2 separate regions of the Homo sapiens genome follow, and region 1 is linked to region 2. Evidence: chromatin loops called from intact Hi-C (ENCODE). Cell type or tissue: ascending aorta. All regions are shown on one strand. Region 1 overlaps ANKS1A (ankyrin repeat and sterile alpha motif domain containing 1A). Region 2 overlaps ANKS1A (ankyrin repeat and sterile alpha motif domain containing 1A).

Region 1 (5,000 bases), 75 kb after region 2:
AAGGTGACAGTGCATCGATGCTCCCCCGCGTGGCCTTTGGGGCAGGCTGGCATCCCGGTGCGCCTCTGCTTCTTAAGCTTTCCTGCTGCTCGCTTTGTTTTTAAAAGTAACTTGGGTTGCATTCTTCCCTCTGGACTAGAGTAGAAATGCAGGGGAAACTGCTGTGGATTTGAGAGGCAAAGTTGGCTCAGCTGTGTGCCCAGTTCCTCCTGTGGGCACTTTAGCAGGCTCCGAGCTTTCCTGGCATAGGTCAATCAGGTCCCAGGATGAATAATCCAGGCTTCAGCAACACTCCTCTTTCCCAGCCAGCAAAGGCTGTGAATTTGAATTCTTTGTTGGTATGTATGTGCAGGGAGTACTGTTAGGCACATTCTTAACCCATGTGGTTGGCCAGAAATCAGAAGTGGGGCTGTGTCTCTGACTGGCTAGAGGCCAGGCCTTGTGGGTTTCTATCTGCTAAGCACCCAGCAGGTTGGGGCCTGGGACTCAGCTCTCTCTGCGGTAGAGGCAGGCCCTCCTCCACTTCTTGGTACTAAACGAAGATCTCGACACCTTGCAGTTTTACTTCATTTCCTGCCCCTTTCAGGGCCTGTGAGGATGCCCATGAGCTACCGCTGTACAGTTCTCGGCCCCGGCTTTCTTCCAAGAGTTGACCAGGAACCCTAAAGCATCCAGAGTAGACTGCGCTGCCACTGCGCACATGCTGGTGCCCGTCTTCCTCCTAAGGGGCCAGGCCACATCCAAGTGGGCCTCTGTCGGGGGCGGGGCGGTAGGTCCGAAAGAAACCGCAGACACTACGATGCACTCCTCAAGCTGTCTTTTGTGCTTAGATCATCCATAGGTGTTTCTTCTGCTTGAAGCTGCTATATCATCTTTATTTATTCAGGGTATTTTCATATTGGAAGCCTTGGCTAGTCTGCTCTAGCTCTGGGTTCTGTTTAGAGATTGGTTTATTTCTGAATATTCAAGAAAGGAAAATGACTGGGCCTTTCTTTCTTTTCTTCTCCTCTGGGATGGGTAGTCTCCCTTTCCTAGAAAGGTTATTATAACTTTAAGGACAGGCTTCAAGTGGGAAGGCCCCTACTTTTGCACTTCTCCAAGTGCAGGTCACACCAGGGGCAGACCCTGTCGCTGCGTTTCTGAACTGTGAAGGAGCCCATTCGGGTGGGAGACTTCAGATGGGCTCAGTACCTGTCCCAGCCACAGGCTTCTTGTCCACCTCTTCTCCCCTGCCCACCAGCTGCTCAGCGCATAAGACCTTCCCGACAGGCTCTGCGTGTGCAGCTCTCTGCGTCCCTCCTGGGCCCTCCAGCGTCAGACACTAATGGGAGTTCCCGAGATGCTCGGGTTTGAGCAGGGAGCAGGCAGAGCTGCAGTCAGAGACATTAGAAAACCAGTCTGAATTGGGTCTGTCTTTGAGATGCCCAGGCCAGCAGAAAGCAGCTCAGAAGTATTGTTGCTCATGGTGTGGCAATGGACTGAACTGTAATGAAAATGTTATTTAATCTTTGTCTCTGTATTTTGATACTTGAATGACTTTCCCTTTTGTTTTACTGTATATAAAATTGTTAATCTGTCTGATTTTGTCTGAATTATAAACACTTTGAGGTACCAAACATAACCAATCTGTGCAACAACATAGACTGACCTCAGTACCCAAGAGAGTGTAAATATTTCTGGGCTTCCAGCTTTGGTTTTGTTATTTTCATAACTGTACACAACTTAGAACAGACTGAATTAATAAATGAGAAGCGACATGAACGCAGCCTTAATTCTTCTGAGTCTTTGAATTGGAAAGCGTCTTGATGGTTTTCTGGCAGAGGCGTGGGCACAGGCGAGACGCAGGCTCAGGATCAGTGATTCGCATCCTACACCGTTTGGCTGAGATGACGACAGCTTGGCTGTTTGGCTTTCTGTCTCGCACTCTCTAACAAACAGTTAGTTACAGCTGTGCTGTGAGGCGCAAGGGCCCCAGGATTCACCTTCCCCTCCTTAGGAACATCGTTCTGTGAACACCAAGCCAGGGCCACATTCTAGTTACTGCTGCAGTGGCATCTCTTCTGCCTCTTGGTCTGGGCTTGTCCACCCATAGACATGAACCGAACATCTGCCTCCCAGGCAGCCTGGGGGATCTAGAGCTGTGAAAGAAAGTGCTCTCCTTTCAGGAACTTGCTTGGATTGCAGAGGTTAAGTTTTAGACATAAACAACTAGCTACCAGCCCGAAGCCGTGCTATGGTAGGGATGCAGAGGGCAAAGTGTTCCCAGAGGGCTGGTGGCAGGGAGAGGAAGGGGCAGGGTGCTGAGCTGTATTTAAAGGGGAGAATTTGGGAAAGCACAAGCAAGCGGTCATAGCGGCCCCTTCACTGATTGACGGAGCACCTTGGCCCCTTCACTGATGGAGCACCTGTGTTCCAGCTCTGCTAGCTTTCCAGGCAACCATCTCATTAGCCCCACTCCTTTCCGGACAGGTGTTGTCACCTCTATTCATAAAGCAGGGCCCAGGGCCTCTATTCATAAAGCGGGAGGGACCTTGAGCCCCATCTGGTCCAGTGGCTCCAGCTGCCAGAGCCCCTGTTCCTAGGCCTGTTTCAACCCCAGCTGCCTAGCACTGAACGCTTTTATTCCTGAGTTTCTGTGGACGCTTCCGTTTCTTAAAAGGGCCTTAAAAAAGAAAATTCACTTATCTAGTTCAGTACCCATATTGAACATAAACAATAGTTGTTTATGTCTAAAACTTAACCTCTTTTATTGGTAGAGAAAACAAGGTCCAGACTTGGAAAATGATTCTCTCCTAGCCAGCCTGCCAGCGAATGGCAGAGAGCCAAATCCCAGGTTGTAACTCCCAACTAGGGCTTTGTAGGCCACACTGCGTTGAGTTGGGAAAGTCCACTGAGGCCCAGTGGGGGAGGCCTCACATTCCAGAGGGGTTCTTCATCCCCACATCCCTTGGCTCCCTGGCTATGGCGCTCTTTCCTAAGCAGAAGAAACCTGACAGCCAGAAGAGAAAGGTCAGGTCATAACTAGTGTCATCAGGGCACCAGGACACATAGCTGCTATCATCATCCCTTCTGGGACCACCTTACACATTCTGCCTCTGTGTGAGGCACAATCCCTGGCCTCTTCCACTCATTCCTTTCTCCCCCTTCAGGGGCTCATTTCTGTCATACTCCTCCACATCCTCATGAGCCTCCCCTTCACAGATGCTCAGGCTCCTAGACAGCTGGGTTGTTACTACTGAAAATTGGGATAGATCAATCCTCAGCAATGACCAGGCCACGGAGGAGGAACTTTCAAGCTGGAGCACTTTCCAAGGCAGCTCAAAACACCCTCTAGTCAGCCATGGCCACCCCTGACTTCCTGAACCCAGAGGGTATCCAAGTCCCATAAATAGGGACAGGCCGACTATCTAGTGTGTCATGCAGTTCAGCCTGGGGCTCACACTGCACCCACTGTCATCAACTAACAACAAGGAAAGCTAAAGTCTGAACCATCCCTTCCTCCGTGCAGCCTCTACGACTTTGAGACCGCTTTTTTCAGGATTCGGCTGTTAGGAACACTATTATAAACAACTATTTACCAAATAGAATTTTCCTAACACCATAAAATATTTATTACTCAGTAAATGGAGCTGGGACAATTGGGCAGCCAAGGAGGAGGGAGTGCAGGGAGATTCCTGTTCCAACTTATGCCAAAATAAATTCCAGATGGCTCACATATTTAAATGTAAAAACAAAAAAACAAACAAAACTCAAAGCTAGAAGAAAATGGGAGGCTTTTTTTTAATAAGCGTGGTTTGAGAAAGGCCTTTCCAAACGTTATAAAACCCTGAATCCATTTTTTAAAAAGGATTAATATATTTGAGTCTATAAAAACTAAACATTTCTGCATAGCAAAATGCACCTTTGAGAAAAAGAAACAATGGAAAACTAACATGTGCACCACATGTAACAAGGACACCTTGACAACAGCTATCAAAAGTAAACTAACGCCTATGTCTCGGAAGATCAGTAGATGCTCTTTTCCCTGCTCTTCCCACTAAGTACGATTAAAACCCCCAGTGGAAACACCAGTGGGCACAGACAAAAACCTGTTCTTCCCAGCCAGAGGACCAGGAAAGGGGCAGCTTAGCAAGACAGAAAATTTAGACAATAAATAACTGCTCTACTCCAGCCAAGCACCACAGGAAAAATGGGGCCCCACCCAGATCAGCAAAGGCCAAGACCTCTGCCCTCACAAAGCTATAATGAGGTGCCCAACAACCTCACGCATGTTGTCAGAGGGGGCCTGGTGAAGAGACAGAACGCTCACCAGCGCCCAGTGATTGTGATGCTGCTCCCGCCTTGGGAGTCAGTGGAAACTACAGGGGCAGCCGGGAGTGCCACGGCACCCCAGCAGTAACAAGCAGCCTCCCACCTCAGGTGTCAGTGGAGGCCAGGTGGGGAAGCTGGGCTTTGACCCCCAACCTGGCAGTAGTATGCTATTTCCTTTTCCCTTGCTAGAGTGGTGTCAAAGTCAGCTAAAAGAGAAGGTTTAAATAAGAATGAGAAACAGAAATGTCCAAGTTTCAATAGAAAATCACTTATCATACCAATATCCAGAAAACTCTCAATCTGAATTTAAAAGGCAGTAATCAATAGATATCAACACTTAGCCAGACATGGTGGCACAAACCTGTAGTCCCAGCTACTCGGAAGCCTGAGGCAGGAGAATGGCTTGAGCCTGGGGAGGCAGAGGTTGCAATGAGCCGAGATTGCGTCACTGCACTCTAGCCTGGGCAAAAGAGTGAGACTTCGTCTGGAAAAAAAAAAAAAAAAGATATCAGCACCAAGATGGACAGATATTAGAATTATCTGACAAATATTTTAAAGCAGCCATAAGAAAGTTTCAACAAATAATTATAAACACACTTGTAGCAAAAGAAAAAGTCAAATGTCTGAGCAAAGAAATAAAAGATATAAAGAACCTATTGGAAATTCTAGAACTAAAAAAATACAATAAC
Region 2 (5,000 bases):
TATTAGAATGTGGTCCCAGAGATGGCAAATTTTACAGCCTGATTAACTCTCCCCATCAGCTTCTCCTAGGAAGTACTATTGACCTGAACCACATTAAATGGTCATGTGTCATCCTCACTGTAGCCCCACCATGCAACATCACTGGGTAGCTTTGTTCTGGCTGCCAGTTGTTATATGTAATATTCGTAGCCATGAGTCGTGGCTTCCTGGGGCCTTGGTTAAGCTATATGAAACTCTTATGTAATCAGCATTCCTTCTTCCCTAGAGAAAGGATTCAAGTTTTTCAGGGTTTGTTCATTGCTCAGGACCTGACCTTTAAGTTGAGTTGAGGTGTGAAAGTCCCAAAGTGGTCAAGTTTGAAAGTCCCAAAGTGGTCAAGTGTAGAGGAGGGGCCCAACACAGTGGCTCACGCCTATAATCCAGCACTTTGGGAGGCCAAGGCAGGCAGATCACTTGAGGCGAGGAGTTTGAGACCAGCCTGGCCAACATGGCAAAACCCCGTCTCTACTAAAAATACAATAAAATTAGCTGGGCGTGGTGGCACACACCTGTACTCCCAGCCACTCAGGAGGCTGAGATGGGAGAATCGCTTGAACCCAGGAGGCAGAGGTTGCAGTGAGCCAAGAGTGTGCAACTGCATTCCAGCCTGGGCAACAGAGCAAGACTTGGTCTCAAAAAAAAAATAAAGAAGTGTAGAGGAGAGAGATGCCAAAGTTGGTGCTTCTGTGCTCCTGTGGATAAGTAATCAGAGCCATAAAGTGGAGCTAATTGGCTGCCCCTGGCCACTTCTCTAGACTCGTGAAAAGCTGAACAGACTGTGGAGACTGAACTGCTCTTCTGGAGCTGGGAGGGGAGAGGGGGCGATGGGAGAACTGTATCCCTGCTCAGACCTCAGCGAGTTGGGCTCACTGTGAGAGCTGGTTGTTGAGACATTTCTTAAAGGCTGTTTTGAAAAAACCACTGTTGCAGGAGAGTAGCGTCATGCTTGGGCATTGGAGACTGTGTTTTAGTACATTGTGTTTATAAAGCACTGCTCATTTTGCACCCCTCCTCACCTGGCTACCCTCTCCAGTTGCAGAACTGAACCTCAAGAAGGGGCTTTGGGCCTTCAGGCATGCTGATGAGGGAGAGTGGGTGCTGTGTAGACAGCAACAGGAGAGGTACCCAGGCAGGCATCTCACATCCCTAAGGGGGAGAAGTGTGCCATCATGACATGGTGGAGACCTGGATTCTCATCACTATCATGACATTAAAGGGATTTTTAAGTATCATGCAGCCCAGCCCAGTCACTTTAGACGCTGAGGCCCAATAAGATGAAATCACTGCCAAGGCCACACAGCTAGAGAACAGCTCAGCCAGGACCAGAGCCAGATCTTCAGGCTTCTAGGTTGAAGTCTTCTCCTGCACCACCTGGGGTAACCACTAAGACTCCTCATCTGTAAACATAGTTGACCCTTTTGGTTCTAAGATTCTCTGAGCTCATGAATAGTTCTTGAGAGTTTTGAGCAAACTAGGGAATTGTTTGGTATAGGTGCAATAGATCCCACTTATAGAGAAGGTTAAGTTGAATATTATGGAATGTGAGCTAGTGCTGGACATAGTGTTATTTACTCTGATGATGTGGGTTAAAATCTTTAATGGGGCTGAGTTCATGCAAGGAAAGCCCCTGGGTGTGCCAGTGTAGTGCTGATGTTAGATTCTGATTTGGCCAATTATTTATGCTACTTCAGGGCGAGGTATTTGAGTGTACAGTAGTAGCTGGCCTCATGAGCTAGTAGTGTCAGATTTCTAGGATGTTAGGGAAGTCTCGAGAGAACTGCAAATGTCTCCTGGCATTGACAAATTAGACCATTTTGTTTTCAGTGGATCAACTAAGGTTAAACTTAAACAAATATGAGCAGCTGGGAGATTTTGGAAGAAGCAAGATGTGCACATTCTCAAAAAAAAAAAAAAAAAAGAGAGAGAGAAAGAAAAGTCTGTGCTCCCTGAGGAAGGAAGGATGAGGCGTGGAACTCGGAATGGCCCCCTCCGAGGAAGGAAGCAGTTATTTCTCTGCCGTTTTGTTTCTGTTAAGGAATTCCAGAAGTTGCAGGTTGTGGATCATGACCTCTTTTTTTTTTTTTTTTTTTTTTCTGTTGCTGCTTGCCAGAGGAAGGGAGGGCGGGTGGCCTTTAAATAACACTTTGGCCTTTATGGAAATGTATCAGATGTTCCAGGAGTGGGTCTCCCTGCTCGCGCTTGCTCACTGGTGCTCTTACTTTTGCTTCATGTTCACTCACTCTGTCCTGACTTGTGTCCTTTCTCTAGGTTATACTTAACACTCTTCTCGCCTTATATAGCAAGGTCTGGTCGTTAATGTTAACAGAAATCTAACAACAGGGAAGGCTGCCAGATAGCATTAATCAGGCCAGTGTTTGGAATTTCATAAATGCTCTGACTTTGGGTACAAATTGAACATTAAGAACAATATGAAAACTGTCTTCCTTCCTCTCTCTTCTTCTCTCCTCTCCCCCTCCCCAGCCTATCCAGTTTCTCTCTCTGTTTCTCTGTGAATTCCTCTGCTTTGCCATATGCTTGCTGCATTGGAACTTTGTTGATTTTTGCCACGTTTAATTTTTTATTTCTCTGTCTCTCCGTCCACTCCAAGACCACAGGCGGAGCAGCAGCAGCCGGAGCCAGGACTCTGCGGAGGGGCAGGACGGGCAGGTCCCAGAGCAGTTCTCAGGCCTCCTCCACGGCTCCTCCCCGGTGTGCGAGGTGGGGCAGGACCCTTTCCAGCTGCTCTGTACCGCTGGCCAGAGCCATCCAGACGGGTCCCCCCAGCAGGGCGCCTGCCACAAGGCCAGCATGCAGCTGGAGGAGACGGGTGTGCATGCTCCTGGAGCCTCCCAGCCCAGTGCCCTGGACCAGAGCAAGAGAGTGGGCTACCTCACAGGCCTGCCCACCACCAACAGCCGCTCGCACCCTGAAACTTTGACTCACACAGCATCTCCGCACCCTGGTGGTGCTGAGGAAGGAGACCGGAGTGGGGCCAGGAGCCGAGCGCCTCCCACTAGCAAACCCAAAGCTGAACTCAAACTCAGCCGCAGCTTGTCCAAGTCTGACTCTGATCTCCTGACCTGCTCACCCACAGAGGACGCTACCATGGGGAGTCGGAGTGAGTCCTTATCCAACTGCAGCATTGGGAAGAAAAGGCTAGAGAAGTCACCCTCCTTCGCCTCGGAGTGGGATGAGGTAAGGCCGACATGACGTCACAGGGAGCTGGGCTGGCCAGGCTGGCCGCAGCCCACCACAGCTCCCGTGAGTGCCAACTCTCAGGCCCAGGATCTGGGCAAGGTTGCTCTGGTTCCTTCACTCCGTAACTAATGTATTTCTGACAATCGTAAGAAGAGGCGAGCCTCAGGTAGTCTGGATCACAGAGGACAGGTCCTTAATGGTTAAATTAGAGGGTGGAGGCCCCAGCAGAGCAGGGCTGAGGGAGGGGCACTTTCTAGAAATGACATGCTGTTTGGAAATATTTGGATCCCATCAGCCCCATTGAGAGAATCATGCTCACCCTGGAGATGCTTAAGAGCTGGAGTACTTCCTATGAGTCCTTCAGGAGAAAAAGAGAAGATCCAGGGTTAGTTGAGAGGTGTGAGGGGTGTTTAGGGGAGGACAGGGTAAGTCTGGGGGGAAAGCTGCTGAAAGGGGGCTTTTCTTTTTTATATATATAATTTCAACTTTTATGGTAGATTCAGGGGGTACATGTGCAGGTTTGTTACATGGGTATATTGCATGATGCTGAGGTTTGGGGTACGATTGATCTCATCACCCAGGTAGTAGACATAGTACCCAATAGTTAGTTTTTCAGCCCTTGCCCCCACTCCCTCCCCTCTCCAGTAGTCCCCAGTGTCTATTGTTGTATCTTTATGTCCATGAGTACCCAATGTTTAAGGGAGAACATGCTGCACTGTTTGGTTTTCTGTTCCTGTGTTAATTCACTCAGGATAATGGCCTCCAGCTGCATCCATGTTGCCTGAAAAGGACACGAGCTCATTCTTTTTTATAGCTGCAAGAGGAAGGCTTTTCTATTCCCTGCTTCTCCATGGTTATTCTTACTGTGCTGTCCTGGAAGGCCAAATACTTCTTCCAGCAGAAGGGTCCTGCCCATCCCACATTCCCAGATTGGTCAGGCAGAAGAGGGATAAGTGGTTCAGGAAATGAAGATTGGGGAGTAGAAAACATTGGGAGTCAGAGGCCCAGTTTTCTTTCATAGCCATTATTAGTTGGAAATATGTACCAATTTCTCTGTGACCTATGGCATGTCTCGCTGAGCAGAAGAATGTGTTTCTCAAAGATAGGTAAACACCATGGGAATGTTAAAGTACCACCCTTGCAAGCTTCTTACTGAGTGGAAGCTGCCTTTGAAGTGGACTGGGTCTGTCTCTGAGGAATAATTTCAAGAACTCCATTTAGCTCTCCAAGAGGAGGGGAACACTACAGCTGACATGTCCATTTGAACAATCTGTACACTTAATGCCCTACCCAACTCTATTTGGGTAGGTGCTGGAAAGTTATGTAAACCAAAGCCAATCCATTTCCAGTGAAGGAACTGGGTTGGGGGTGGGGGCTGTGCTTCCAGCGCTACCTCCAGATAAGGTATAAGATGAAGCTTAAGATTCTGATTAGGCAGAGACAGAGGAATCCTGTGCAAAAGATTTTCATTGCTTAGTAAACAAAGATTTGGTGAGCCTGTGCTAGATGCCTGGCCACTTGTGGAAAGTCACTATGAGTGAGATAGCTCTGGGGGAGGGGGGTGCCAGGAGATTACACACTGGAGTGTGTATATTTGTAGGAATGTATGCTCTACCTTTGTTTTTTAAAACAGAGTTTTACTAATTTACAGTCAGCTATAGGAAAACTTCAAGATAAATTTAAGAGGAAGGTGAAGATAAGTGCAGTGTGCTCTGAAATGGCCATAGAGGTCAAGAGAGAAAAACATCAGTGACTCTTACCCA

The links. Peaks named below come from ENCODE experiments on the same cell type or tissue, not always from the same donor. Only the 100,000 strongest peaks of a DNase experiment are listed, where the experiment ranks them.
Region 1: a loop joins it to region 2, with 2.8 times the contacts of the local background. A loop is called at or near these places in 7 of 110 quality-filtered maps.

What each region holds. Positions count from the first base shown.
Region 1 is chr6:35,089,642-35,094,641 of GRCh38, forward strand. It overlaps ANKS1A (ankyrin repeat and sterile alpha motif domain containing 1A), which reads left to right. Exons shown (of 24, transcript NM_015245.3): 24 at 1-1,765. Among named protein-coding and RNA genes, the nearest start is that of TCP11, 49 kb to the right of the region's middle. In ascending aorta, no CTCF peak of the experiment used is centred here; DNase peaks (open chromatin) are centred at 300, 1,890 and 2,880; H3K27ac peaks cover 4,774 bases.
Region 2 is chr6:35,014,826-35,019,825 of GRCh38, forward strand. ANKS1A (ankyrin repeat and sterile alpha motif domain containing 1A) reads left to right here. Exons shown (of 24, transcript NM_015245.3): 11 at 2,648-3,234. Among named protein-coding and RNA genes, the nearest start is that of TCP11, 120 kb to the right of the region's middle. RefSeq lists an enhancer at 2,853-3,456. In ascending aorta, CTCF peaks have their summits at 2,963 and 3,164; DNase peaks (open chromatin) are centred at 2,216, 2,765 and 3,196; H3K4me3 peaks cover 3,374 bases; H3K27ac peaks cover 5,000 bases.